Linked DNA regions of Mus musculus: regions 2, 3, 4, 5, 6 and 7 are each linked to region 1. A link is a loop called in an ENCODE intact Hi-C map of the cell type or tissue named here. Cell type or tissue: heart. All regions are shown on one strand.

Region 1 (4,000 bases):
GGGAGGAAAGGGTTTATTCAGCTTACACTTCCATACTGCTGTTCATCACCAAGGAAGTCAGGACTGGAACTCAAGCAGGTCAGAACGCAGGAGCTGGTGCAGAGGCTATGGAGGGATGTTCTTTACTGGCTTGCTTCCCCTGGCTTGCTCAGCCTGCTCTCTTATAGAACCCAAGACTACCAGCCCAGAGATGGTCCCCCCAACAAGGGGCCCTCCCCCCTTGATCACTAATTGAGAAAATGCCCCACAGCTAGATCTCATGGAGGCATTTCCTCAACTGAAGCTCCTTTTTCTATGATAACTCCAGCTGTGTCAAGTTGACACAAAACTAGCCAGTACAACTAGTAAGACATAGACTAAAATTGAGCCTGTCTGGGTGATCACTTGTCTGTTCTGTTCCCTCTCTCAGTCTCCCACCTGTCCTTGGTAAATGTGACAGATAGGAGCGCTGGGGAGATGGCTCAGTCAGTCAGGATCCTGCAATCATGAGGACCTGAGTTTAGATCCGAAGAACCCATGTAAAAAGCCAGGCATGGTGGCACACTCTTGTAATCCCAGAAATGTTGAAGTGGAGACAGGCAGCCTGGGGCTCCGTGACCAATCAGCCTTGCTTAGGCTGTGAGCCCAGGGCTGGGTGGAGTCTTGTAGATCATGAGAACTAAGTGAGGCCTGAGCCAGGCTGACACACACTTATAACACTAGCATCTGCAAGGCTGAGGTAGGCAGACCAAGAGTTCTAGGCTAGCCTGGGCTACACATCATAACCATGTTAGGTCAGGGCTAAGAAACTGCATTTCCTTAACTAGATAAACCTGTGGTGAGCTACTTGCCCCACCCCACTTACAACTTGCAGTTGTAAAGGTGCAGCTGGGAGGAGGGGGAGGGGCTGACTGACTGGCTGGGGGAGGGGCTGACTGGCTGGGGGAGGGGCTGACTGGCCTGCTATGTAGCATGTGGCATGCCTGGTGGGTTTCCTGGCTTTGCCACATTCCCTTCCCACTGGTCCCAAATAAGATTATGAACTACCAAACAGATCAACTGCACCAGGGGCCATTGAACCCTTCCCACACAAGGGTCCCCAAGATGTGTTTTTCCAGTACTGTCATTTCCCTTTATTTTGAGTGAAAATCTCAGTTCATAAAGTTCTGGGATCCTACTTTTTAATACAATGTTTCTAACTTAATGTCAGAAGGAACCTGTGTCCCTCATCCTAAGAGAAGTGAGCAGATACCTTGTTCTATGCACCTCAGCCTGCCAAGTTTATATAAACCAACCTATCAATACTGACTTAAGGGCATGGGGCATTGTCACTGTCCCCAGCATGTGTGTGTGTGTGTGTGTGTGTGTGTGTGTGTACGCACATGTGTGTGAGTGCACCTATGCATGTGCATGCATGTGTGCACGAGTGTGCATGTACATGTGTGTTGCGTTTGCACAAAAAAAATTTCACGAGGTTTCATTTTTCATCGGTTACCAGTGGCTGTAGATCATGCAGAGAAGTTTCTGGATGCTTCATTCAGTAAAAGGTAGTCACCTTCCAAGTCACACGTATCTATCCAGACTTCCTATGCCCTGGGTTATTTACTGACCATGTACCCAGAAGTGCAGAATCGTCTTCACACGGTGGTCCCAGCTGGTTTCTGTAGAGTTTCCCAGGATGCCCCCACACCTCTGTGAGGGATTTGTTCCTCTTTGAGAGCCAGATGCAGTCTCTTTTTGGTAGCAGAGATGGCCACTGGTGTTTCTGACTACGGATGTACCTACCATACCCCAAGGGAGAGGGAATAGTGTATCCTCTGCCAATCACAATTTAGACAGAGGAGAGTCCTTGCTCGGAAGCAGGATGGAAAGAACTGCCTAGTGATCAAGGATTCAATGTCCCTGAAATTCGACTTTGATGCCTCATTTGTTTAATTCAATTTATTTCCACCCCCCCCCCCCAGAGTTGTTTTTGCAAAGTCCTGTCATTCTGAGAGCAGTCACTAGAGGGCGCCCTGGGACACCTTTTGGAGCTGCCCCCTAGAGGCGGAGCTGGGAAAGGAAGTGCAAAACGGACAAGAATCAGTCTTGGAGCTGATTGGTAGATGAGTTACCAGAGCTTTCTGCCGAAAAGGAAAAGCATGAAGAGAGAGCCTAAGGACAAAGCATCAGTCACACAGAAGGGGCTCAGTTGCTGTACAGTGTGCAGCCGCTGCCCCCTGTGGATAACAGCCATTTGAAATGTGGCTAAGGCCAAACCAAGATGAACGTCTACGAAACACAAACCATGTCTGGAAGGCTTGCGAAGAGAACACATAATGTAAAGTAATTTGATTCTTGGATATTAATTACACATTAAAATCCTATTGAATAAAGCACTTTTTTCTCATTTTGTTTTAGACAGGATCTTGCGGAAGAGCCTGAGCTGAAATCTATCGTGTCACACAAGCTTGCCCCCAGAGTTGCAATCCTCAGCTGGAATTACAGACCTGAGCCACCATGCCTGGCTCATTGTATTTCATTTTTAAGCAGCTTAGCATTGCACGCATTTGTAGATTACAGCGTCGGGTGGTGACCCTAAAAAGAAAGAGAGCCTCGTGAAGGAGCAAAGTTCCTGGAAGAGATCTTGAACAATTTCCAGCCCCTAGCCTCCCAGTGTTGTTACGTGGGGTCAGAATACCAGCATAGGACCTTGCCAAGGATTAGGAGCTGGTGATGGTGACAGTGGTAAGGTGGCCCAGGCTCTGACAGCTGTGCGCCACATTGCACTGAGTACTGCTCAAGCTGAGCCACAGCCCCTGGATGCTCTTGTCACTCAAATAAGTTCCAACTTTACATACCTATAGCCCCCTCTCCCCATGAATAAACCTCATGCCTGGTGAACCTGCCCCAAACTGCAGCACTAAAACCTTCTGCATGTCAGATCAAACTCAACACCCAGCCTTGATGCTTGTCCCAGAGTTTCTCAGAACAGATGACTAATGTCAAACCCAGACACAGGAAGGGGAAAAATTGCGTGCATTTATCTGTTTTGTTTTTTTTTTTTCTTCATCTTCTCCAGAATAGAAGTGTTTGACCATTTAGCTTAGAGGCTAAGAAAATAAGCTGTCACGCACTGCTGATGCTGTGTGTGCCCGTCTCTCTGGAGGCAGGCAGACGGTGTCTCTGTGAACAGCACCTACTGCTGCCCGACACGTGTCAGACAGGAGGGGTACACTCTGTGCCACCTCCTCGTTCAGCTCCTTCTTCCTCTTGCAGGAGGCAGGAGTTCACAACCTTTCATGCCTTTTTATGTAACAAGCTGACAGAGATCATGTAAGCTGTTTAAAGAGAGGCGTCCCAAATATCCTGACCAAAGCCAAGAATCAAAGCAAACAGAAGTAGAAGCATTTGTGCGACGTAATGACAATAATTCTAATTCTTGAGGCATCAATGTGTCCCCACTTTAGGCTGGAAGCAAGGCAGGGCTCTGGATTCCAGTGCTCACATCGTCATTGCTTGCCGGAGGCAGCGGCAACCTTCTGGTGCTTCCAGACAACACCTCTTCACTAGTTCACAGCCAATGTCCTTCCACTCTGCTGTGTATCCTCAACATCAAGAACATGCGCAGCCATCCCACTGGCTCGTCTGCCCACGACCTTTCCCCTCTATCCTCTTAGAAGATGGAAACCAAACTTTCACCTCCTGCCGAGCAAACGGAGCCCTTCCTTCCACAATGAATAATGACAAAAATGCCAGCCTTTCCCACTTGGCACTCAGGGTTGGTATTGGACAATGAACTGGAAAATACATGGTAGAATTCTGTGGGTCTGTTGACAATACTTCAAGTGGTGGATTTTAAAAAAATACATCTGTGTTTCAGATATAAAGTCTCTTGAGGGAGAAGGGAGTATTTCTGATAAGTGCACAAGTATCATCAATAGAATTGACTTAGGGCAGAGGCCAGCCCCCAACGAGGATGCACAAGCAATTCTACTCAAACGGCATCCACGTTTGCCTGAACTCTGTATCGTTCTTTCCA
Region 2 (4,000 bases), 440 kb after region 1:
CAGCTAATTTATCTTAGCTTCTGTTAAACTGCTTGCTTGTGCAAAACCTCCCCTGTAGCTAAGAGAGAGAGCAGGATGTAGTTTTTGCCTTAAAAAACCCCTTACCCTAAATACTTGGAGCTACATGTGGACCCTGCGTAACTGAGTTTAGTACCCGCCAGACTTTCGATTCACTAGAGTCTGAGTGGTCTTCCCATTACAATAGAATGCACAGAAGAAAAAAAAAATCATTGGTAAGATTTTAATTTTTGTTGTTGTTGTTAATTTATCTCAACAAAAGTTCACTGGGACTCGATTTAAAAAGTTTGCCAGAGACAAGGAATGGCCTGGCTCTCTGTCACTGTGTTACCATGGGGCTGGCTGTTACTGCAATCCCATGGGGCTGACACTGTCATTGTACTGCCATACCAGCCCAAATGCTCTGTGTTTCTAGAAGCAGAAATGGTATTTGGCATTTTGATTGGCAACCCTAGTTGGGCTATTACCTGTGATGTCTGGGATGGGCTCTGTTCACATAAGCATCAGATAATCTTCCGACCATCTATCTACCTATTAATCTGCCTATCTATCTATCTATCTATCTATCTATCTATCTATCTATCTATCTATCTGTTGTTCAAGACAGGATTCTCACTATGTAGCTCTGTTTGCCCTGGAACTCACTGTAACATGGAACAGCCAGCCTATCTATCTATCTATCTATCTATCTGTTGTTTAAGACAGGATTCTCACTATATAGCTCTGTTTGCCCTGGAACTCACTGTAACCTAGAACAGCCTCGGAACTCACAGAGACCCCTGCCTCTGTCTCCTGAGTGCTGGGATTAAAGGTGCCACACCTGTGCTTGGCTTTTTCAAAGAGCCTCACTTTTAAAGTTTTGTGAACGTCCAGAAATGAAACTTTAGAAAAACGTTTTGAGGCCAGTAAATTCCAAGGCCATCTTCGATTCTGTCTGGTCCCGAGGACTCATTTCTATGTCCTGGGATATTTATGATTTTGCATCAAACAGGATAACTAAAGTAAAACAGAAATAGAAAAAGTTTCAGTGCCCTGCCTACAGCTTCTAAAAGTTAACTATTTGGCAATGCTTCCCAGTCCTTAAACGCTATTCCCGAGGAGAGCGAACACTTCTAGCACCTCCCTCGCCCATTCTGGCGTTCTGCCCCTCCCAAGCCACCTGGCCCCAGTTCCTGACGCCCACCCAAGTGGTCCTGCCTCAAGGGTCATCCAGCTGAGCTCCCACTGTGCCTGTGAGCCTCTTCCAGGGATGTCCCCACTGAGGCGTGTGAACAAATGCCCTGTACAGACTCCCAGGCACAGGCAGAGCAAAGCAAGACAGCTTTGAGGCATCTGCCAAGGAGGGCGAAGGCCGGCTTTGAAAGCACTTCTCCGAGAGTTTGCCAACTCGTGGGACTTGGCAAGCCCAGACAACAGCGCTAAGGCAGAGAAAGCCCCTGGATCGGCCTCCCAGGAGGGCTCCACGCCCACCCCCACCCCCTTCTCTTTTCACCAGACCCAAGAGATGCAGGCCTGGTGAGGGAGCCGGTGGGCTCAGGCCTGATGAACGGAGGCTACCTCTCAGCGGCCCCATCCCCACCCCATCACGGCTGCCGCCCTCAATCGGGAAGCACGCCTCTCTCCTGCTAGCTAATGGCTGAGAAAAGGGCAGCGGTTTTCCAAGTTTGTGGGGCACGCAGGAGTGGCCAGGCAAGGACTGAGATCAGACAGAGGTGACAGAAGTATGAAAAGGAAGCAGTAAAAATCCGCCAGCCACAGGCGACGCCCTCTCTGCTCTGGGCGACAGTCAGGCCCGTGATTCAGCGCGAATAAAGAGCCCATAGGGGGAGTCTGGTTGGGAGTTGAGTGCGCCAAACTTTGTCATAACTCAGATTCTTCATCTGTGAAAGAGGCATGAAAGACTTGCGCCCTTGGGAGCCACTCGGTAAAGTCTCCTCGTTTAATCAATTCACAAATTGCAAATCTAAATCCTAAATGCCCAATCCACTGGTCTGCAGTAATGGACGAATAAGGACAGGCTGTTTGTTTTCCCTGCCCTGCTCTCCAAGGCCCCAGACTCACAGCGGGCAGGACGTTCTTCCTGTGGCTGCCAGAAAGAGTGCAGAGGGCAGTGTTATTCAAGGTCATTTGCAAGAGGCGAGGACCTACCTGCCACAAAGGGTCCTTGAGAAAATGCAAATGGCCTAGGATTTAAGGCAGGACTCCCACTGGGAAGAGCAACCCGGGGCACCTGGAAAATTTAAAAGTAGAAAAGAAAGCCTGTAGCCTGCAGAGGTAGGTCGGGGGCAGAACTGTCAGCCCTGGATTATTCTAGCCCCATCAACGCTAAAAAAAAAAAAAAAAAAAAATTGAAAATTAAGCACCAGGTCACTCTAGAGGGCAGAGTGAGGATTTAAAGTGTTTCTGGCCTATAGGGAAAGACACACCCTCCAGGTGGCAGAACTACCATACACCCTCAAGGCAGTTAAGAAGGGAACCATTCCAGTCAGGACTCCCAAGAGGGGCTGGGGGCAGAAGTCAGCTCTCTGTCGACCTGCTCTGGGCACCCTTACCTCCCCTGGGTGATTCTGAGTGCAACTGCTGGTTCGTGTCAAAATCTGACCGGAGGCCACGCACAGGTGCAGGAGCACAGGAAGGCATCCTCGGAAGGAAGCCGCCTTGCCTGATTTAGCTAGATTTTTGTTTTTCCTTTGTGGCTTTGAAGTGGCAGTTTCTAGGGAAACCTCGACACCCTCTGAAGGGGTAGGGGGGGTGGTGCGTTGGAAGGTGGGGGGGGGGGGGCGACTAAGGACTGCAGGACATCTCCGAACTGAGGCCACAAGGCTATCAGATAAGCCCAGGCCTGGGGCAAGTTAAGAGCCAATCTGTTGACACTGGAGATGAGAGCAGCACTCCTGTCCTCTGATCTGGCAGCCAGCAGAGTGGCCAGACCAACACACGCCTGACTGATGCCTGAAGATGCCGAGGAAGGGCTGAGGGGACAGAAGACCAAGCAACTGACTTCTCTTAGGAGGCTTCCCAGAGGGCTTCCTGGAAGAGGTGGCTCTTGTGTTTGTTACTGAATGAAGGGTCGGATTTCCATAGCTAGGGAAGGCAGGTAGAGGGGAAAACAGAAGCCCAAACCGACAGTAATAAGAACAAACCCATGGCTAGATTATAGGGTGAGAGGCTTGGGGGAGGGGGGGGGCGAGCATCCCAGCCAGTTTCAAGATGTTGAAAATGAGGACGAGGACAATTCTGAGGGAGAGAAGAGCATTCCTAATTCTGTCTGTACGTTAACTCAGGCCACACTGCAGAGACAGGCAGTGTTTGGAATCCTCTAGAAGACCTGACTGAGTGAGAGAAGAAGCTGAAGCACGGAGTCTGAGCCAGTGGTATGAGGGTAGGGAAAAGGTGACCCAGGTTATAGATCAGACAGGCTGGGCACCGGAAGTAAAACTATGCACCTGTGACAACAAAAAACAAACAGAACTGGCATGGGGAGTAAGGAGGGTGTTGTTGAATTTGGTGAATTTGGGGGAAGAAACAAGTTTGAGCTACAAACTCAGTTCTGGAGAGCGGCTAATGAATTAAGTAACCAGCTGATGCTGTCAAAGCTAAGACCAATTGCTAGTGACCCAGGTTGCTGCCTACGGGACTCTGCCTAGATTGGTGGTTGCAGCAGTCATTAGGTGAGTCCTCAGACACTGGAGTATGTCATGTTAACAACACAAGGGCTTCACTCTGTTTTGCATCAGCACCTCCAGACTGACAACGGTTGACGTTACCCAGTAACAAAAAGTCAAAGTCAAAAAGTCCTTTTGTAAGGGTCAATGGTTCACTGGAGAAGGATACTCCGGACTCAAATAGTATGTAAATGCAAAGAGTGTTTTATTCTGCAGAAGTCCAGCATGCTGGGGGCCTCCCATTACTGAGATAGAGAGACAACCAAATGAGCTCGCAGGCCTGATTTAAAGCACATTAGGGGATTCAGGGTATGTAA
Region 3 (4,000 bases), 80 kb after region 1:
TCATTGCAACAGTGGTTGTCAAATCCATGTAACATGGCAAACAGTATATGCAAGCTTACTTTGACTATATTATAGTGCCTGAAAACAATGACTCTGGCCCTGAAAGAAATCCATCGTGATGATGGGGGCAGATGTGATAAGGCCTTGGAAATGTCGACTAAAAACCTGATATAAATGTGAAAGACATACGTCAATGGACATTCAACTTATGCCAAGCCTAACAGTTGCCCCGTAGACAAGTCCCAGCACCAGTCTGCCTCCCAGGGAAGGAGAGGCAGGCCTGAGTGAATGTGAGCTAGTTATACAAGGTGGCTTGAGGTACCATCTCTCCCCTGGTTAGCTTCAGCTGTCAACTCAGCACAATCCAGAGTTCTTTGAGGGGGGTCTCAGCTGGGGAATTGCCTTGATCAGATTTTCCTGTCAGTATGTCTATGCAATATCTTCTTGATTGCTAGTTGATGTAAGAAGACCCTGCCCCATTGTGGGCAGCAGCATCTCTAAGCAGATTAGGCTCCGCTGTATAATAAAGGTAGCTGAATGCGAGCCTTGGAGCAAGCTAGTGCACACTGCTCCTTCATGGTTTCTGCCCCCCTTCCTGCTTGAGCTCCTGCTCTGATTTTCTTCAAGAGTGGATTGCATCCTGGAAGTCCAAGATGAAATGAAATAAACCCTTTCTTCCTCAACTTGCTTTTGATCATGTTGCTTATCACTGCAACAGAAAGCAAACCTGGACACCCTCCCATCATCTGAGTCCTCCAACTCCCCCACCCCCACCATTGTCTGTGCTCCTGAGTATAGAGGCAAAGATTAATTAAAGTAACAGTTCACTTGACCCCTGGAGGAATTTATGAGTTGCTATGGTTCCCTAGTGTCTCCTTCTCCAAGGATGCTAGCCAGCTTTTTGTGACATGATGCTCATCTTCAGCCTGACTATTATATGTATCATAAACACACCAACCAGCTTCTAAAGGTGTCTCAGATGCACACAAATGGGTTTAACAAGAAAGTGTCCGTCAGCTTCAATACTTTCATTACAGTCAGCCGTAGCTGTCATGTGCAGATTTACCTGGGCTTTGACAGTATCTATGGAAAACACATCTGTAATTGAACAAATATGAACTTTTTTCTTTCCTTTTTTCATCATACAATATACACATACATGACAGCTAATATTCCCATAGTATTTACATTTGATTGTGCACTCTAAGTAATACAAACATTATTTAAAGTCTAGGGAGAGTGTGTGTAGGTTATATGCAACTACTGTGCCATTTTATATAAGTAATTTAAGACCCACCTTAGAATTTGATGTTGGAGCAGGATCCTGGAACACATCTCTCAGGACCCAATGGACAGCTTGGCTTTCAGAACAAAATGATATTGTTTTCATACTTTTCTTACATACCATCTAAAGTGCCACAAGTGTACTGACAACACTGAAACGCACCCCTATGAGGAAATAGTTTTCTCATTTCACAGAGACTCAGAGATTGACCATCATCACACCATTAGGATATGCCAGAGTTGGGACACGAGCCTACCGTCTTACGGCTTAATTATTATGCTATTTAAGACAGGAGGGCATGATTTCCTGTGGACACAGGCTCTGGTGCACCCAATGGACTTCTGAGAGTTTGGGAGGATGACTCTCTGGTGACATAAGGACCTGCCTATAACAGGACAAATAATTTGAGAAAATAAGGCCTTGGGAGGCATGGCTTAGTGAGCAGCCAGCTTGGCTTGACTTCTACAGACAGTGACTCAGCAGGCCACTGGGCCTCTCTAGCTTCATGGTCACTGACTTTATCATGACATACTGGAGTTCATGTCTCCTGGGGTTGAGAACAGAGCTGAGCACTGGCTGGCTAACAGAATCATTGAACATCCCTGAACGGAGGTCCCTCACAGTTAAAGGACATAAACGTAAACAGAAGATTTACCGTTAGCCCATTTGTCACGGAGACTTGATAACCACGGGAAGAAATCCCTCTTAAGGTTTTCTTGAAAACGGTTGCTTTTCCTCACTTGGCAGTGGCTGTCGTCTCTGCTTAGTCTTCGTCTCCCCAGTATTTGGTAAATAATTCATATTTTTTTTTATCAAGTCGCTGTGGCACCTCGCTGTGTCATACATACTTCAGCTCTGAACCTTCCAGCTGCTATCCCTACCTTCTCTTCAAGCTTCTGTAGGGGAGGTGCCAGCGTGCAGTTGTGGCCAGAGCTTCTAGCACTGCACACTGAGTAGCTGAGCCTTGGCTTGCCTGTCCCAATCATTGTCATCTGCACTGACACCCCTCCTCACAGCTTGGACATGTGTCGACAAGGCTCTGGCTGTGAGCCTGCTTTCCTCATAGAGGTCCAGTGCCTGCAATAACTGGATTTTTCTCTTGTGGTGGAGAGTAATTGGGTTAAACTCAGCAACATTTGATTCTGACTTACAAATGGCCTGATCTAGTTTGGGCCTCTGTGAACTCCAGGCGGGAATGAGCAGACAGTTAGACAGATGTCCTCTGGCTGTCCTGTGGCAATTTCAGTGCACACTCAGGAGACATCACATGGAAATTTCTGGAGGGAGGCAGGGTTTGTGGGCTTAGGATGTAAGGCGAGCGTCTGGGAGGCTCAAAAGAGGAGGAAGCAATGCTTGATCATATCACAGTTCGAACTTATGGCCGTGCAAACGTTTTCATAGGAATAGATGGAAACACAGACATTCAGTGACACCTGCAAATGCAGACTTAGGAGGTACTGTGTGGGAGGGCATGTCAGGTAATATCGGCGAGCAGAAAAAAAGAGGTTTGCTCTGGTGTGCCACCGCCGCCCGGCTAGTACCTCTGTTTTATAATCCCACAAGGTCAGCACGGAAACAGAAAGATGTTCCAGTGCTAAGAGCATCTGGAAATTCAACCCTGCTGAAGATTGCTTCCTCCTCTGACCAGCAAGACCTATGTGCCTCCACTCTGGAGGACTCCTTGTGAGTTGCTGGCTGGAGAGCCAGTGAGATGTCCAATTGTGAGGAACGCTTTAACTAGTCACCCACAGTCTGCCAGACGTAAAAAACTATCTTGACATTTTTAAGATCATACTCGACAGTCAGGCACCAGAGGTTGGTAGGGTAAAGTGATTGTCCTGTCAACAAGCTTGGATTAGGTGTGTCTGTCCACGTGGTAACAGAGCAGGAGAGGGTCGTGGGTGGACACCCCTCGCATTCTCTTCAGGAGCTTCAGCTTGCAAATGAGCAAGTGCATCTCAGGGTTGTGTGTGAGAGAGAGAGGAAGTCTTCAACACCCAATAGCTTCTAAATTATGAGTTAAAACAAATTAATGACTCCCAGATGAGGAAAGTTTCCATTGAGACATACGAGTCATCAACCTAGGAAGAGGTCCCAGTGCCCTCAGCGCATGCCAAACTGGTTCCCAGCTCAATAATCCTTTAGAGTCAACTGTCTCTTGCAGGGAGAGGCCGTCCCAGGAGGTGGCATGAATCATGAGTCGGATTGACACAGGAGAGACCAAGTCTTGGCTGAACCATGAGGAACCAGCCAAGGTCTGATTCGAACCTAAATGAGGATGAGGAAGGAACAGAGAAGCAGACCAAAGGTGCCCTCATCTAAGTGTCTACCTGTGGTTGCACATCACCACGGAGCCTCTGGGTGCACCCAGTCATACCCTTCCAAGAGGCGTTCCTTCATGTGACCCTGCTCACTCTCCACCTTGTGTGTGCTGTCACACTAAATGAAGGGAAGCAGGATCCAGTGCCACCTCAAGTAGCTCTGAGGGTCAGTGACCCGGGCAGGAATCCTCCCAAACAAGTTCATACCGCATTATGATGCCTCTAGAGCTGGCCGAAGACTTGAGCTGAGGAGAGGAGCTGTGTGCTCCTCAGACCCTCTCATTCTGTACACACTCCCCACAGAGGTGTATTCACAGCTGTGGAAGCCTCAGTTACCCCCCCACACACACACACACACGACAAATGCCCAATTCCAGGTCCTTGAGTCAACAGT
Region 4 (4,000 bases), 130 kb before region 1:
TCCACACTCTCAAGCTGGTAGCCTCTTTTTGCTTCCTATTGTTGTGTGTTTGTGTGCACAAACCTATAAAAACATAGCCCACTGAGTTGGATTTTGTTGTTTGTGTGTATCTGGGCTCAAGAATGGCCACTGCATTGAATGATCACTAAGGGGCTCTTCCTGGGGAGGGAGGGGTTAACTCTAGGTCTCCCTGAACTGAGTCTCCTGTAGCTCTTTGTCTAGGGTAGGGAGCTCCTCCTGCCTTCACACTAGCATGTCCACTAAGATTGCCATTGTTCTGGTCTTGCTCATCCCGCCAGTTATAGCAGAGGCTTCCTGGTATTCTGGCTCTTACAATTTTTCCACCCCATCCTCTGAGATGTTCCCTGAGCCACAGATGTGCGAGCTGTGATGTGGGAACTGTGGTGCAGATGTATCCCTGATTCTGGAGCTGTGGTGCAGATGTATCTGGGATGCAGGAGCTGTGGCACAGATGTATACCTTTGGGGCTGGGCTCACTATCATTGGTCGATCTCACTTCAAACATTTTCTAATTTCCATAGTGATCTCTTATGTTTCCTGGATTAATTGCATGTATTTTACAAACATAAATATTTCTGTCATTTTATATTTCTTTGCATCAAAAATACATCCTGTATTTCAATCCTTTGCATTTTTTTATGCGTACTTGTTCTGGCATACAATAATTATAGTAAATTGTCCTCTTTAGAATGAAGAAATGAAGTCTCTTGTGTAGTTACTGTGTAAAGCATTCTACATGTTAAGATGAGAACTTCATTCATGCCGTTGGCAATCATCTGTATCCTTTGTGATGTTTGATCTGTGAGCTAATAAGCCTTTGCAGCAATCATGAATTTTTGTTTTCAGTCGGTTTGTTGTTTGCTTTATGTATTTTCATCTACTTCTCCATGTTTGAGTTAGACTTATTTCTCCGAGGTGTGATCCACTTGGAAATATGCTGTTTGCATTTTTGCCGTTAGTGTTTTTTAACAAGGAAGCATGGCAAAGACATGTCCTCCTTACAAAGGATGGATAATAAAGATAATTTCCTTGTCTTGCCCCCGCTGTGTCTCCTCTCTCATTGCCTCAGCCCTCAGCTATTAGATGGGTGCCAATGAAGGCAGTCTCTCTGTGAACTACTGGCTGCGGTGCCAGCTGCTAGGATCCACTGGTGCATCAGGCCACACCCTCACAGCACGCTGAGGTTCCTGCCATATTGGGTCTCTCTTCTTTCTGTCTGTAATCAGATGACTTGGAACCTGCTGGCTCTGACTGGATTTTAGCACATGACTTTCATCTGTAAAAGATCCTGGAATCTTACACACTGGAGATGAGCTAGTCTTCCATTTTACAGCTGGAGTACTGCCTCATGTAAGAGGAAGGTGCTATACGCCACATTGCTTTCCAGCCCCCAGGTTTTTTGAGATAAAATGAGAATCCAGGTTATAACTAGATGCACCAGTTTCCCTCTAGGAGGTTTGTCTTTGTTTCTATCGCCTTAACAAGTAGGGAAGCACTTTTCTCGTGTGGTGGATATCTTGCTTATTTTAAAACTCTTTAATCCCGAGCCTAAGCTTAGTGTAAAACAAAGTTTGATTCATACCCAGTAGTAGCCTGAGAAACTTTCATAGAACTTGGGTGGTTAGCAGAGGAATGAGCAGAACCTCAACTCCACAGCTCGCTGCTGTGTGCAGATAGTTACCAAGTATGCCGAAGGAGTCACGTTCTGCTGAGCTATCAGTCAGGTACCAACGGCACCGAGGCTCAAATACCAAGTTACTGCTACCAGGATTTAGCAGCCAACCCTTGCCTCACTGACCAGAGGGGGGCGCCTAGGATCCCTGATAGCTGATGGCAGCCGGGCTGAGACTCAGCAGCTGCTGCCAGGCTAGACTCTGGCTGGGCTACACACCTCTGCCCTCCTTGCCTATCTCCTTGTCCCAGGCCTGGTGCTTGATCTGTGGGGCCACTTTTCCAGCTGAGTCACAACGACACAGCTGACATCACACTCACCTTCCTATGCCTCCAGCAACAACACCCCCACCCCTTCTCTAGCCTGGCAGCCTGGAAGGAAAGGAGTGCCAACGTATTTTCTAACATTTCGAGACCTCCATTCAGAGGCTTCTGGGGTGTTCTGGCACTCAAGAAAAGCCAAAGCAGGAACCCAGTTAGACCCTTCCAAAGGACTGCAGCAGCATCCAGCCCACCCTGGCCTGCACCAGAAAATCTGAGGGAACAAGAGGACTCTTTGTAATTCACACATTCCATCAAGATGGGCCCAAATCAGGTTCTGTCAACTCCCACACCACCCCGCTTTCCCCTGCTCCAAAACCAGAACCATTACATAGCTCAACAGACTTTTATTCAGATCGGAGGCTTTGTTAGCACCAAGGATTTGATCCAAGATTCTCTCTCTCTGTGGGAACTTGCATGGGCACCTCTTCCCCAAGCACCACAGCAAAAGCAGATGGCCGTCTTGGAGCGGGTCAGAAGTCCGGGACTCTGACAGGTTCAGAGTTCTATTTGCCAGGTTGAATTGCTTGTAATTAAAATGCTCCTCCTCCTTCTCCTCCTCCTCCTCCTCCTCCTCCTCCTCCTCTTCCTCCTCCTCTTCCTCCTCATCCTCCTTCTCCTCCTCTTCTTCCTCCTCCTCCTCCTCCTCTTCCTCCTCCTGCTCTGCTCTCCTGAACTTATCCTAGGAATGAGCAGCATTGATTCATGCATAGAAACAGATCTGGCCCAGAAGCGAACGCTACCACTAAACATCAGGGACATCCAGTAGAGATGTCAAGAAAGCTAGTGGGCCTGTGGTGAGCAATTAACCTTCCCCTTGGGCTCGATGTTTCCTACTTTTCAAGGCCATGGACCACAGTCAGGGTTCTGTGTGGTGAGTTGAAGCTGGCGTATGCATCCTCTTGTTTCTCGCCTTTTTGACTGTTCTCTCTCCATCCCCTTGCCTAAGCCATGCCTACAATCAACATTCTTCGTGTTTTGAGTCTTGTTAGTAACACTTCATGACATCAGTTAACATTTATCTGCTTTCTAGTGGGGGGTGGGAAATGCCTCATTAGTCTCGACACTTTAGTGGGTGAGGGCTCAGAGACACAAGCTGGCTTTGCTCCTTCCCGACTGCCTTGTGCTAATTGTCAGACTGCTCTCCAGTTGGAGAACTCACAAGGTGAGGCCTGGCCACGTGCATGCGCATCTTGAGGCAGTATGAATGGCTGGAGTCCCATCAGGAATCTTGTATTTCAAAGCCTTCCAAAAGAAGCAAGCAACAGAGCTTTTCCTATTTGGGGAGCTCCTCGTAAGAGCGATGGCATTCTCTCTGGTTGAGTATGAAATGATCTGCGAAGGGGGTCATGCTGGGACCATGGGCTGCACCCAAGCAAAGCCTGAGTCCTGTGCAGGGAGGGAGGCAGTCGCTTCCATGAGTCACTTTACAGAGTGCAAGCATAGTTCTGCTGGAAGAGCCACGCTCTGATCCTTAGATTTCCCTAGTTCCAGTTCCAGTTCTGAGTTCTGTCACCATCAGTGCCACAGCCAGTTCGTCACAGCAGGATGGAGTGACCATGTCTGGGCAAATCGTGGAAATAAGAGACAGAACACAGGTCCCCCGAACAACAGCTAAGGTTCCCCCGAACAACAGCTAAGGTTCCCCAAATGAAGATGAGATCCGGATTTCACACACCGCCCGACTGAGAGGAGCCAGGGTCTCTTGCCACCTCGGTGCCACCTGGGTGACACTGGCAGGCACTCTCAGACCCCTCCTGCTCACAGCCATTCGGTGTACGTCTTCCTGCACTTTCACACGTGTGCCTGCCTTCTTCGCACTCGGGGACAATGAGATTTAGTAACCCATTTTAATGAGGTAATTATATTTTAGCTCTATTATGTACAATTATGCCCGCCCTGAGTTGTTTCAGCCAGAACATGTGGGTGTTGACCTGTCAGTCGGTTTTGCTGCCCCACTGGGCCCAGTGTCTGGTCACACGCTCAT
Region 5 (4,000 bases), 590 kb after region 1:
CTTCTGTCTTTTAAAAGGCGAGTCTCCTGCCTTTCCATGACAGAATAATGGGCTGGGGCAGTTACAGCAAACCCAGCAATCCACAGCTTGTAATGTTCCACATCCCCAGAAATTCTCCTACCGGCTTCTTGGTTTGGGGGATAGGGGTCCTGAGGATGGCTGCTTCCCTTGGGGTATCATTGAGCGTTTCCTCCCGTGCGTGAACCACTATCCTACCAGATAGCCTATATCCTACTAGAGACCTCCATTTGGCAGAGCTCAGCAAGCCCTCTGTGTACTTCAAATAGGAGGTGGTTGGCAGCTGCTACCTGTAGAAGATCATCTACACGCTGGAGTGGAAAGGAGCCAGGGTGTGACAGCCCGAATCCGGTTAAGTCGTTTTATGATGTCTCCCCAAAGAGTCTAGGGGAATTTTAAGTCATGTCCAGGTTAGCTGGCTATTCTCATTGGGCACTGGATCAGACTGTTCAAAGGCAAATATGAGCTGGCTCACTGGTACAGGGGGAATGGGGAAGAGAGCATCCTCAAGAGAGCATCCAGGCTGTCTATACAGCTCTGGATGTCTGTGAGGAGGGGACAGAGCAAAGTGTACAGATTTGGAATACAGGAAGGCATAATCTAAGCCAACTGGCATGGGGTGAGGATGTCAGCTTCTAACAGCCTCTGGATATGAGGAGCAATTTTTAGTCTAGTCTTTTGGTTTATGGGATATTGCCGAACCCTTATGGGCATGGCTGTATGGGTGGTACGCTGCCAAGCCTGTTGGATTTGTCCCAGCCCATACCTTAGGAAACTGTCGTTGCAGGTCCTGGAGCAGGATCCCTGGACCTGGATTTGTTTCCGGTGTGGAGTCTGGGAGAGCTAGAAAATGCATTTCAGACAGAGGGGCAGGTAAGCTGGGTTGGTAGCAGGTGCAAAAGAAATTCTAGGTTTTTGAGGAGTAAAGGCAGGTGTGGCGCCTAATTTTTGACAACTATCTCTGCTCAGGAGGAAAAGGGTGATTTGGGACCACGTGGAAGGAGTGAGTATCATACCTGTGGCTCAGGTTAACTGTTCTTATAGGTGTGAGATTATGGTCTGTAATTGGTGCCTGTGGCTCCTTGTACTGGCATTTTTTTTTTAAATTATTTTTTGGTTGCTAACTGGCCCCATTTCTCTGTTTTTTTAGGATCTCTTCCTTGGACCTGAGCAGTTCAAGCCCTGGGGAGCTCAGAGTGAGCTGACTGGACAGCAGCCAGCATACTCTTGGCTTCGCCTCTGCCTTTTAAGTGTCTTGGCATTGTACACGGAGAGCTATGCACTCCTGTAAATCCCTCTAACTTTTTGGAGTGTTTGTTTGTTTGTTTTTGTTTTGTCTGGAGGTGATTGAGTGACAAAGTTGAATTTAATGTCCCAGCATTTTCCGGAGCCAGTGGGTCAATAGAGGTATACAATTTTAAGGGGTTCTCTCTCTCTCTCTCTCTCTCTCTCTCTCTCTCTCTCTCATCGCTTTAGAACCGCCCTTAAGGAACTTCAGAAGTCGTACACAAATTAATGGTTTTTCGAGGGGCACCCCGATTTCCACTTATAAGGTACAGGTGAAAAGTGTCCAGGGTCTGAGAACCTGTGTGCATGCTGGGGTCCCAATCGGGGTGTTTGGGTGAGAAAGTTGCTTCAAAAGACAGTAGCTTTTAGCCACTGTACCGGTGGCTGAGGCCAAAAACCCTTTCTTGCCTCTGTCCTACTAAGTTCCCTACGAGCCAAAGAAAACAGAATCAGAATTGCTGGCAAACATCCCATGTAGGGCGATGGGTGTGAGAGACAGATTGGCACTTATCAGCGGAGGGGGGGTGGGGGGTGGTCTGGATCTTCCAGTTATACAGATCTGAAGCAGAAAACGGAACAGAGATCAGGAAAGGGCGATTCCCTTTCTCTAAATCACTGCCCACCTCCCCCACCCAGAGGGTGTGGTGTTTCCTCTGACTCGACTCTGCTGACGGGACAGGGGCGGCCCAAGGCGAGCGCAGATCCTAGGGACTTTGCCCTAAACAAGCTTAGGCTGGGGTGGACTCCCCACGGTGGAGCCCAGAGCTGACTTGCCAGGGGGAAGCAAGGGGGGAAAAAAAGTTAGCAATGGCGTGCAGATGGTGCCACCTATTGGTAGAATCCGGAAAACTCAGCAGAATTTCGATCCATCAGTCCTTTTGAGGGGGACAAGACAAAACAGAAACACCAGTCAATCAATCAATCAATCAATCAATCAAATAAACATCACTGTGAATCAAACTTGTCCATCACACGGTTAATCATTTACATAACTTGGCTGGCCATTTATTCAAGCAAACCTGTATCTATCATAAGCTAGAACCAGATTCCAGGGTCTCTCACTCTTGGCATCCCAACTTCATGTGCAGGACTGGAAAGAGTTGCCCATTGGAAGTTGTGTTCCTAAACCAAGAAGACCCAAGTTCAGTTCTCAGAACTCAGTGGAGAGAGTTGGCCTCTGACCTCTTCTCACACCCCACCCCTGCAATAATAACATTAAAATTATATTTACTTTTATTTTTTGGAGTCAGGGTCTCTCTAGAAAGCCCTTGCTCTCTGTCTTGGTTAGGGTTTTACTGCTGTGAACAGACACCATGACTAAGGCAACTCTATTAATGACAACATTTAATTGGGGCTGGCTTACAGGTTCAGAGGTTCAGTCCATTATCATCAAGGTGGGAGCATGGCAGCATCCAGGCAGGTATGGTACAGGCAGAGCTGAGAGTTCTACGTCTTCGTCTGAAGGCTGCTAGTGGAAGACTGGCTTCTAGGCAGCTGGAACGAGGGTCTTAAACTCACGTCCACAGTGACACACCTACTCTAATAATGCTACACTGAGTAGTTTGACTCCCTGAGCCAAGCATATACACACTACCACACTCTCCGAGAGTTCACTGGCGGACCAGGCTGGCCTCAAACTTACAGAGCTCCACCTGCTTCTGTCTCATGAGCGCTGGGACTAACAGTGGGCACCACTGTGCCCAGAAACAAAATGAATAGCAGCTGAGAAGGACAACTAATTTCAACCTCAACCACCACGTGCAGAAGTGCCACTGCACACAAGAAATCACACACACACACACACACACCACATACACACACCACACATACACACACACACCACACATACACACACACCACACATACACACATACACACACACACACACACACACACACACACGCACACCACACATACACACACACACACACACACCACACATACACACACACACACACACACACACACACACACACACACGTTGTGATGCAGAAATCATGCAAGTGGCACAGAAAGCTCCTTTTGACCCTCAGAAGATCCAAGGCCTTTCTTGAGTTGGATCCTGCTGAAGAGACATCTGTGTTCCTGAAATGGCTCACCTCCCTCTATTTAATGCTGCCACTTCCCGTTTCCGTCAATTTGGGGGAAGACACGTGAAAAAGCAGCTAAAGAAATTGTATAACAACAACAAAAACATGATGCATTTAATTTAAAGTCAGGTAGAACGGGGTCTGTGCAGGCTCTTGTGACGTCAGGACAGCGCACTAATATCCAGCAGGGATGGGACTGCTCCCGTGACTTCTCCATCACCCAGGCATCTATCGGAGTTGAGGATGTAGCTCTCCTAGAACTTCCCCTAAGGTATGTGCGCCAATCTCCAGCTCTGCAGGAAGAAGGAAGCAAAAGCCTTCCATCCTTTGATTGACACAGCATATGTAAGTTGTTTTGTGTTTTTGTTTTGACTTGTTTTTATCTTTTGCTTTGTTTGCTTGGGGAACCTGACTGTTTGAAGATTCTGGTGTCCCTTTCAGACTGAAGGCCAGCTTCCCACCTCCACCTGCCACAAATACCTCGGTGATGGAAATAATGGGGCCCCGAAGGAGGTAAGTTAAAATGAGATCATCCGGGTGGTCCCAAGTGCAACTTGTCTCTACAAGAGGAGATGTAAACATAGATATGTTTGCACAGACGAATG
Region 6 (4,000 bases), 110 kb before region 1:
CTCTGAGCCGTGCTCCTTGATGAGAGCGTGGGTGCCACGCTGCAGCAATGAAGGTAACTGACTGACGGGCCCTTCTGAGGCTCGGCCCCAACAGCAAGGCTGGAAAGACTGTGTCTAGGAAACATCTGGGCGTTGTCAGGATATGCAGCGGCACTTACAAAAGAGAACAGAACAAAAGAGCGCATACACTTTTAGGTATTTCTACCAATCTTTTTATTTTTTTAGTTATTTGCTGTTTTTTAATAGAAGAGGAAATTTTAGCAGGACTAAGCTTCATGCAATATTTTCTTCCTTAGTTATTTAAACTTTTTTTTTTTTTAACTTACAGAAATCCTTCCAATTACAGATCAAAGCACACGAAAAGAAACACTTCTAGAATCAAAACCAGGGTTAAGGGTAGGTAGAGGACGAAGGACTCTGTGGTTTGTTCAGCCTAGAGGAATGAAGGAAATGATATTTCAAAGTGAAGACTGAAGGGCAGAGCTCATCACCGTGGGACATAAATATGATATATTGTACAGTGAGGAGGAGGAGGATGCTGAGGTCAGGATAGAGCCACGTTGTGCCTCAACCATATACATCTCCAGTCAGGAAATCCTGCTTCGTGACAGCAGGAAATTCAAGAGCACTGGGAGGTTCCAACCTCAGTCCCAACTTCTCTGTGGTGCGAAGGGGGGTTGGGGGGTGGTGGCTATCACGCTGGGCAAAGGAAGCTCTGTGTATTCCAGGGAGAAGAAGGGAGGAAATTAGTTACCCAAAACAACTAGGTTCAGAGGCTCTGCTGCAGGGAGAAAAGCCCCCACATCCCACGAGATTTCAGGAAGCCGGTCCAGCCCTACTTAGCAGCATGAATAGGCAGAGGAAAGAATGTGAAGGCAGATAAAGAGGGCTGCCACAGCCCCAGCTGGGCCTGTTTAAATAAGTCTGGCATCGAATGGAAGATGAACAGGGAGGACTGGGGAAAGGCATGTGGCTCTTCACAATAGTGCCCCCCCCTCCGAACCTCCCCGCCCCGCAGCATTTTTTCTGAGTGGGCAGGGAGTAAGGAGTTGGTCCAGGGGTTAGATGACCCCACCCCACTAGGATGGTGGATCGGATGACCCGTTCACGATGAACCTGTAGCCTTCAACTTTGTGATAGTGACATTTCAAACAGTGAAAGTGAGAGTGGTTTCTGAAAGTGCTCTCAGGAAGATCCACTCTCTGCCCTCTCTGCCCGCTGACTTAAGGACTCCACATTCTGGAGGTGACACTGAACTTGACACTCATGACTATGCTGTCCACTTGTTGTTGGAATCAAGCAGACGCTTTTACGAGTTGATACATTTCTATAATGCCTCTGTGGCAAACAGAAGACTGGTGGAAACCATCTCCCATTCATAATTTACCAACTGCATGTTCTGAAGAAACCATTGTATTTAGAAGGCACACAATGACTGCGACATTTAACGTTATTCATCATGATGCGCGAACCCCAACAGATCGTTTACTGGAAAGTATTTTGAGAAATTTACAGATGGGAAATGGCAGGCACCACAAGTCTGCTGGGTCTCTGCCCATTCTTTTCAAAGGTAGGAAATGTCCCTTTTCTTTGTGATATTGGCTCACCACTCTGTGAACCGGAGTGAGTAGACTGGGTCAAAGGTGAAGGGAGCGGAGCGAGCAAAAGTGTGTGGGTGATTACTGCACACGGGCCTCCTTCCAGGCAAGGTGGTCAGGTTGATCTCAGCACAGTACTCTCCCTCTCTCTGCCAAGAGGATGCGGTTAATTGGATTGGCAGATGTGGGAGGAACTGACGCTAGCAGATCATTTAACCAAATGCTTTAGTGTTTAACTGGATTCTCTATCAAGTGGTGTGCATCTACGCGTGCAGTCATTCTCACAACAAGCTTATAAGGGTTAGCCCATTTTACAGAAGAGAAACCTCCCAGCAATTTTGCTTTAGGACACAGAGGTATTAAGACACATAGTAAGATTTATAGCAAATGCCTGACTTAGTTCCCCCCTTTAGATTTTAAAATATATTTACTTAAGGTTATTCATCCATGGGCATATATTCATTTAAAGATGGGATTGGCAGTCCGTAGGTAAGCTTCCCGTGGAATTCCTTGTGTTGGGGAGGGAACTGGAGAGAAGGTGCATTTATGTGGACTCTTCTCAAAGTGCCACGCCCAGCGTTTTCTCCCACCGCAGTGGCTCTTCTAAAGACCATACAGATTGAAAATCCTACTGCTCCTTCTATCTTTACCTGGTCCCTTCAGATGGTCCTGGGTAAAACTTTATTTCAGCTCTCACTGTGAATACTCAGGATTGTGAACCCTTCAAAGCAGAAAATCCCACCATCAGGAAAATTATATTTGATGTTTGCTCCTGTTTGGACCACCCTGTGGCTGCCACTGCCTCTGCTGATGTCATCATCATCATCATCATCATCATCCTCTTGTGACCTGTGTAGGACCTGTGCTTCTGGAGCCATTCCAGAGATGGGAGGTGGTGATGACGATGTCTTGGAAACCTCTGGTCAGAAGCTTGGCTTTATATAGAGTGTGGCCAGATGGCTTTGTCATCTGCCTTATCCACAAGTCTCCATTTGATAGGAATTCTGTGAAGTATAAGCCAAAAGGAAATTCAGATTAACTCTGCAGATAGTCAACAGAGAGAGAGACAGACAGACAGGCAGACAGACAGAGACAGAGAGACAGAGAGAGAGACAGAGACAGACAGACACACACATAGAGGGAGAGACAGAGATAGACACACAGACTGAGAGACAGAGAGAAACAGACAGACAGACAGACAGACACAGGGGTAGGGAATGCAAGGATGCTGTGAAGGTTAAGAGAATGGACGTACACCTGGCACTGAACGGTGTCTGGCAGCATTACATGTCGGCTGTTATTGTCACTGATGTTTTAATGTGTTGCTTTCTGAAGATTTGGCTGTAAATAATTAAAGGACATGTGATCTAAAAAGATGTCTTAAAGTCCCATTTACTGAGCCATTTTTCTTTGTCATTCTTTTCTCTTACGTCCTTATTCTCTCCGTCCTTACAAAGGTAGTTTCTTCAGTCAGCAAAGATACTCTCATGCAGAGGACAAATAACGTGTCCACGCTTGGGGCCACTGATTTTAAAATGTGACATTATAAACCGGTAATGTTCACTATCAAATACTCAGGGATACCAGAGAATGAGTAGCAAAAGCCAGCCATTTGTAGTGATGCAGTTTTGAGGGGCAAAAATCAGAATGCCTTGAAGAAGTGAAGGTAGTCAGCGGGGCCTGTGAAATATCACCACGCAGATGCATTGTACGAACAGAACTGATAGAACACTGAGGTATTTCTGAGAACCACACAGTCTTTCTTGGCTCTAGGTGAGGTTAACTTGGGTGTGGGAGAAGTAAGCTCCCAGCAATATGACCGAGCCAACGCCAACACCACCCTGAGTGAGTGGCTTCTGGGCACTTGTCTCCTGGATTTGAAGAATGAAATTCTCAGAGCACAGTGGGCGAGTTTTAGAAAGATGCACCTTATTGTAAGGATCTTCAAAGCAAAAAGTCAGAGCTCTGGTGCATAAGAGGGGTCTCCGGGAGTGGGTGCCACTCAAGTGCCACTGTCCTGGACTTAACAAGGCTTTACCTGATGAAGAAATGGAGCCATCATGAACTGTCCAGTTTCCACACTAGGTGGCCAGGTCTTCAGTATGGTTTCCAGGAGCGAGGTACCCATCTAAGGAAGAAAGACAAAGAAAAGCCAGACCTTCCTCCTGGCATCTCTGGCCTCCAGTAAGCATAAAGCTACCAACATGGGCCCAAGAGCTTTTCTGGATTTCAGTTAACAGAAAAACAAAAAACAAAAACAAAACAAAACTAAAACTATTTCCTTTGGGCTCTTTTACCCTAAAGCTGCCTAGCCAATTTTTATCTCCCCTTCTTATCAATAAGCAGAAGGGGCAGAAAGACCATTTACAAAGAAGTAATGGCAATGTCCTCTCAAATTAAAA
Region 7 (4,000 bases), 200 kb after region 1:
AACTCCAATTTGGAGCCCTTGAATCAGCTGCCTTTGTCTTCAGCTCCCGATGGCCCAGTTTCAGTGGAATGTCCTCACTGTCCACTGCCAGCTCCCTCGGGCTCGGAGAACATTCCGCATTTGCCTGGCATGCTCAGAAAACAGGGTAGCTGTGTTGTGGGAGATGCCAGGCCCACTCTGTCCTAACCAGAGGGAATGCCACTTCATTAGATCATGGTCGCTTGCTGGTGACCCTCGGAGCTGTAGCCTGAGGAGAAGGGGGTGTTATGGTCCTCTTTAGCCATGTTGATTTTTCATGGACTTATAACTTTCCTCGGTTGGTACTTACCACCGAGATTCAGGTTCGAATCCTGTACAAACCACCCCAATAGACACCGGTGTTCAAGTTGCACAGATGAATTTTGGAGAAAGTAATCACATTTACATATGGAGTCCCTTTCATTGAAAATAAGTAGAACCTCAACGGGAAAAGAGACTAAGGGTGCTCTTCTCCCCGTGGCATTAAGAGAGGCTGCAATAGTGTCGAAGTAGCACCTACTCTGCAGAATCCTTGAAAGGTGTTTCGGGGGAGCAGGGGAGTACGGGCTTAGACAATGTTACTCATTCACTTAGAATACATGGTGATTTAGTTCTATCACTCTGTAGTCTAGATAAGTGTCTGCTCGGTGGACAAGTAATAAATAAATTAAAGATGAGAGCTGGAATTGCTATCATAGGCATGTTAGAGGTCTCTTGAATTCCTAGGGATTTCCTTGGATAGTTTCTACTCAAACCACTGCCAGAATCATATTGAACTGAGGAGGACAAGGCCATAAAGACTGCTAAACTCATTGCCTGCGCTTGAATCACAAAGGGAAAAAGTTGGTATCGGCCCCACATTGCCACCTTGCTTAGTTCCTGCCTACCGACCTCTCTGTGGTAAGGAAACCAAACCCTGGGAACCATGGCCAGGTTTGAAATAGCATCCAGGTTTCTGGGTCTCAGCATCCATGTTTAGTCTGTGAGGTGGCCCCGTCAACAAGACTCTTAAAAGTTTCTGCTACATTTGGGAAGAGTTAACTAGGAAGGAGGGTACCCTGCCTTCCCCCAGGCCTGACAGAAAACCTCTCACTCCCACCCTGGCAGTGGGTGACTGGGGGCTGCGAGGGACACTTCACTTGGAGACCAACTGGCAGCTTGTCAGCTTGGCCTGCTACACAAGTCAGAGGCCTCTAAGGAGGCCTGGAGATGTTTTGGCTCCACACCCAAAAGCACTCTGAGCGTGGGGGCAAGAAGAACCAGCCAGTCTTCCAGAAGGGCCAGTTTCCCAAGAGCAGCAGCATGGGCTGCCAGGTTCAGGGTCATGCAGCCAAAGCCACCAGGAGATGCTCTGAGCTGCATGGTGAGGGAGAGAGAGCTTCCTGATGCTCAGCTTAGATGAATGTGGTCCAAGACAACAAAGGACCTGGCTGCCTTTTACCGCTCCCTTTTCAGGGTAAAAGTTGAGTTTGAAGATTCCACTTGTATAAGAATTAATATGAAAGGAATTCTGAACCCTGTTATGGCATTGTGTTATAATAATGGAATGCTCTCCCCGCCCAATCTGGCTTGCTGTCCCCTGGACCGTGCCAACAACAAGCCAGCTCCACAGTGTGTAAGGGTGGCTGTGGGGACAGCCTCTGGAGCTGAGAGAGAGGCTGCAAAGGCTTCATGATGGTCAAATGGACAGAGTGGATCCAGGGATGCCAGCCACCTTTCTGCATACACATGTGGGCCCAGGAGGACACATGCTTGGGGCTGGGGTGTCTCGTCCCTCTGAGAACTAATGTGGACCCATGTGGCCAGTTTAATGCTTGAAGGCTGCAGCTGAATGACCAGCTCATTGTCCCTGGTGCAATACACAATGGGTTCCAGAAACAGAAAACAAAATGCTCTTTAAGCAGTGAGCTGTGTTCCGGGTGGAAATTAGGAGTCCGGAGCAAAACGATTTTCCTGCGCAAACCAGATGGGGAGGGGATACTGTAGCTGCCCTTTTAATCTGCTTGTTCCCTGGAGTGTAAGGATTTGACAGAGTTTATCTTGAATTTACCAGTTCAGAGAGACATTCTAGTGACCAAAGGGGGAAACATTTATTCTCAAAGTCATCAAAGGCCTGGATGGCTCAGGAAAGAGGAAAGGGTGACAGTCTCTTTTCCACATCCATTGAACTTTGCAAGCTGGGTTGAACTCCCGCTGTACCGTGAGGGATGCCGGTAAGACATGAGAAAGGTCTTCCAGCGGGAGGAAGGTTCAGCCCGCCCTGCAATGTGTCACTGGGAAAGGATGCTACAGCGTTGCCTGGGAGGGACCGTGTCTGATGTGTGTGTGAGGGGCGGAGTCCTGCAGTTCTACAGAAGCCCCTGGCTGCTTAGGCAGTGATAAGGGAGGTTTGTTTATGTTGAGAGTCTTCATAGTTGGGTTCCTATCATTCTGTCTTCTCCCAGAATCTCTCCGTTGGAGACAGCGTACCTTCTTCCATTTCCTTTTGGCCAAGTCTAGTCTCCCCAGGCGCTGCTTAATCTTGCCTTAGGAAATGCCTCTCTGGGTGGCCTCTTCCTTTCCTGCCAGGGCCCAGACCACTCTGAGGATGGAACAATGGCTGTGGAAGATAGGTCTGGTTGAGTGAGCTGCTGTGTGCCCACGTGCACACGTACATTTCTTTTCCTTTTCTCTACAGTATCCGTTCATCTACTAACAGGTTTTAACAGCCAGGCCAATCTTCTTCCACACAGAGCAATGTCAGAAAACCCAGGCAACTCTCAGAGCCAAGAAGGAAGTCATTACCAGTCTCCATGGGTGTATTCTAAGTCCCAGATGTGAAAGAAGGAGGCCTCTCCCCACGGGTTCACAGAGAGCTGGACACTAATTGAAGCCACCCCAAAGCTGAGGGGCTAACCAGATGCACCCGGATGGACAAGCCTACTTCTTCAGATTAAAGGGGAGAAAAAGAACTCCCCCTTGCCCATTTCTACATTACTCTTAGGGCACAAACCAAATGCTTTATTCAACTATGTATCTTTACTGCATGGGAAGACGTTCATTGTGCAGTCGTTAATAACTGCTAGGTGCTGAATAGGCACATGAATAAATTTTCCCCACATTCGACATCAGAAAGGCATTAATAAATTATAAGATGGGGGAAAAAGAAATGAGGGTTAGTAGGTTAGTGTCACTAGTAAGAAGACTGTTGGAAGAGGACATGTCGGCAGGGTTTGGTTTTAAAGATTCAGAACAAATACAGAGAAGGAATTGTTTGTGGGTTTGCCTGTGTTGTCACACTGCCACATGTGCATGAATAAAAGAGTAACCAAGACACTGCCAAGGACAAGGTCAGCCAGGTTGTCAAAAACAGGAAGGACACACAATGTAGGCCATCACAGAAGCGTAAGCAACTCACAGCATGTGGCTTCCAACACACCTTGTCCTCATAGCTGTTCCTTTGGAATAAAGAAACTGTCCTGGAGCCAAAGTCATGGGCTGAGCTGTGTGCTTTTCTGTTGGGGAGTAAAACACGTCTGTGCCCTGCAACGCCCAAGTTCATGGAGACCCACTGAGCCTCATCGAGCCCTTAGGTGAGCAGCCAGCCCCAGGAACATTGGCATCAAACATTCAGTGACGACTGTGTTTTTGATGAGTGCTATGCTCTGAGTTCTGTGAAAGGCCTATGAATAAGATCGGATAATAACAGCAAGAATGCACAATAATAATAATTGCATGCCTCTGATAGCAAAGAATATTTTAGATGCACACAGAAAAGGTAAAGAAAGAACATGCTTAGATTTGTAGCCTTTATGAGTATTAAGAAACTGATGGTATGGCATTGGAATATATACTTGAGGCATACCTAATTTATACTAAATATGTATTTATTTGGCTTCTTACAGCTCTCTTTAAAAACACTGGGAAAACATAGTACCCATGAATATTTTAAGGTTGGCCTGCAATGCATATAATTCTTTTTTTAAAAATGATTAAAAGCATT

What was found. Peaks named below come from ENCODE experiments on the same cell type or tissue, not always from the same donor. Only the 100,000 strongest peaks of a DNase experiment are listed, where the experiment ranks them.
Region 2: a loop joins it to region 1, with 2.9 times the contacts of the local background. A loop is called at or near these places in 4 of 42 quality-filtered maps.
Region 3: a loop joins it to region 1, with 3 times the contacts of the local background. A loop is called at or near these places in 7 of 42 quality-filtered maps.
Region 4: a loop joins it to region 1, with 2.8 times the contacts of the local background. A loop is called at or near these places in 8 of 42 quality-filtered maps.
Region 5: it touches region 1 in a loop (8-fold over the local background); 39 of 42 quality-filtered maps call a loop at or near these places.
Region 6: it touches region 1 in a loop (2.1-fold over the local background); 5 of 42 quality-filtered maps call a loop at or near these places.
Region 7: a loop joins it to region 1, with 2.6 times the contacts of the local background. A loop is called at or near these places in 8 of 42 quality-filtered maps.

Annotation. Positions count from the first base shown.
Region 1 is chr3:52,842,252-52,846,251 of GRCm38, reverse strand. No RefSeq gene overlaps it. Among named protein-coding and RNA genes, the nearest start is that of Gm30292, 46 kb to the right of the region's middle. In heart, a CTCF peak has its summit at 2,018; a DNase peak (open chromatin) is centred at 2,041.
Region 2 is chr3:52,399,085-52,403,084 of GRCm38, reverse strand. No RefSeq gene overlaps it. Among named protein-coding and RNA genes, the nearest start is that of Gm38537, 66 kb to the left of the region's middle. In heart, a CTCF peak has its summit at 1,848; DNase peaks (open chromatin) are centred at 1,304, 1,724 and 2,114; H3K4me3 peaks cover 1,098 bases; H3K27ac peaks cover 1,756 bases.
Region 3 is chr3:52,762,139-52,766,138 of GRCm38, reverse strand. The region is part of intron 1 of Gm2447 (predicted gene 2447); the gene reads right to left. Among named protein-coding and RNA genes, the nearest start is that of Gm2447, 24 kb to the right of the region's middle. In heart, no CTCF peak of the experiment used is centred here; DNase peaks (open chromatin) are centred at 1,768 and 2,308.
Region 4 is chr3:52,973,204-52,977,203 of GRCm38, reverse strand. No RefSeq gene overlaps it. Among named protein-coding and RNA genes, the nearest start is that of Gm30402, 17 kb to the right of the region's middle. In heart, a CTCF peak has its summit at 1,822 (motif pointing right); a DNase peak (open chromatin) is centred at 1,873; H3K27ac peaks cover 554 bases.
Region 5 is chr3:52,255,976-52,259,975 of GRCm38, reverse strand. It overlaps Gm30125 (a long non-coding RNA gene), which reads right to left. Exons shown (of 2, transcript XR_375648.1): 2 at 3,480-3,688. Among named protein-coding and RNA genes, the nearest start is that of Foxo1, 10 kb to the left of the region's middle. In heart, a CTCF peak has its summit at 2,129 (motif pointing left); DNase peaks (open chromatin) are centred at 1,235 and 1,965; H3K4me3 peaks cover 797 bases; H3K27ac peaks cover 512 bases.
Region 6 is chr3:52,952,534-52,956,533 of GRCm38, reverse strand. Gm30351 (a long non-coding RNA gene) reads right to left here. Exons shown (of 5, transcript XR_375652.4): 4 at 3,637-3,726; 5 at 2,035-2,602. It overlaps Gm30402 (a long non-coding RNA gene), which reads left to right. Exons shown (of 3, transcript XR_867282.1): 2 at 1-195; 3 at 329-358. Among named protein-coding and RNA genes, the nearest start is that of Gm30402, 3.4 kb to the left of the region's middle. In heart, no CTCF peak of the experiment used is centred here; DNase peaks (open chromatin) are centred at 703, 1,693 and 2,483; H3K27ac peaks cover 2,742 bases.
Region 7 is chr3:52,639,270-52,643,269 of GRCm38, reverse strand. No RefSeq gene overlaps it. Among named protein-coding and RNA genes, the nearest start is that of Gm30235, 8.6 kb to the left of the region's middle. In heart, no CTCF peak of the experiment used is centred here; DNase peaks (open chromatin) are centred at 1,239, 1,609, 2,249, 2,559 and 1 weaker place; H3K27ac peaks cover 723 bases.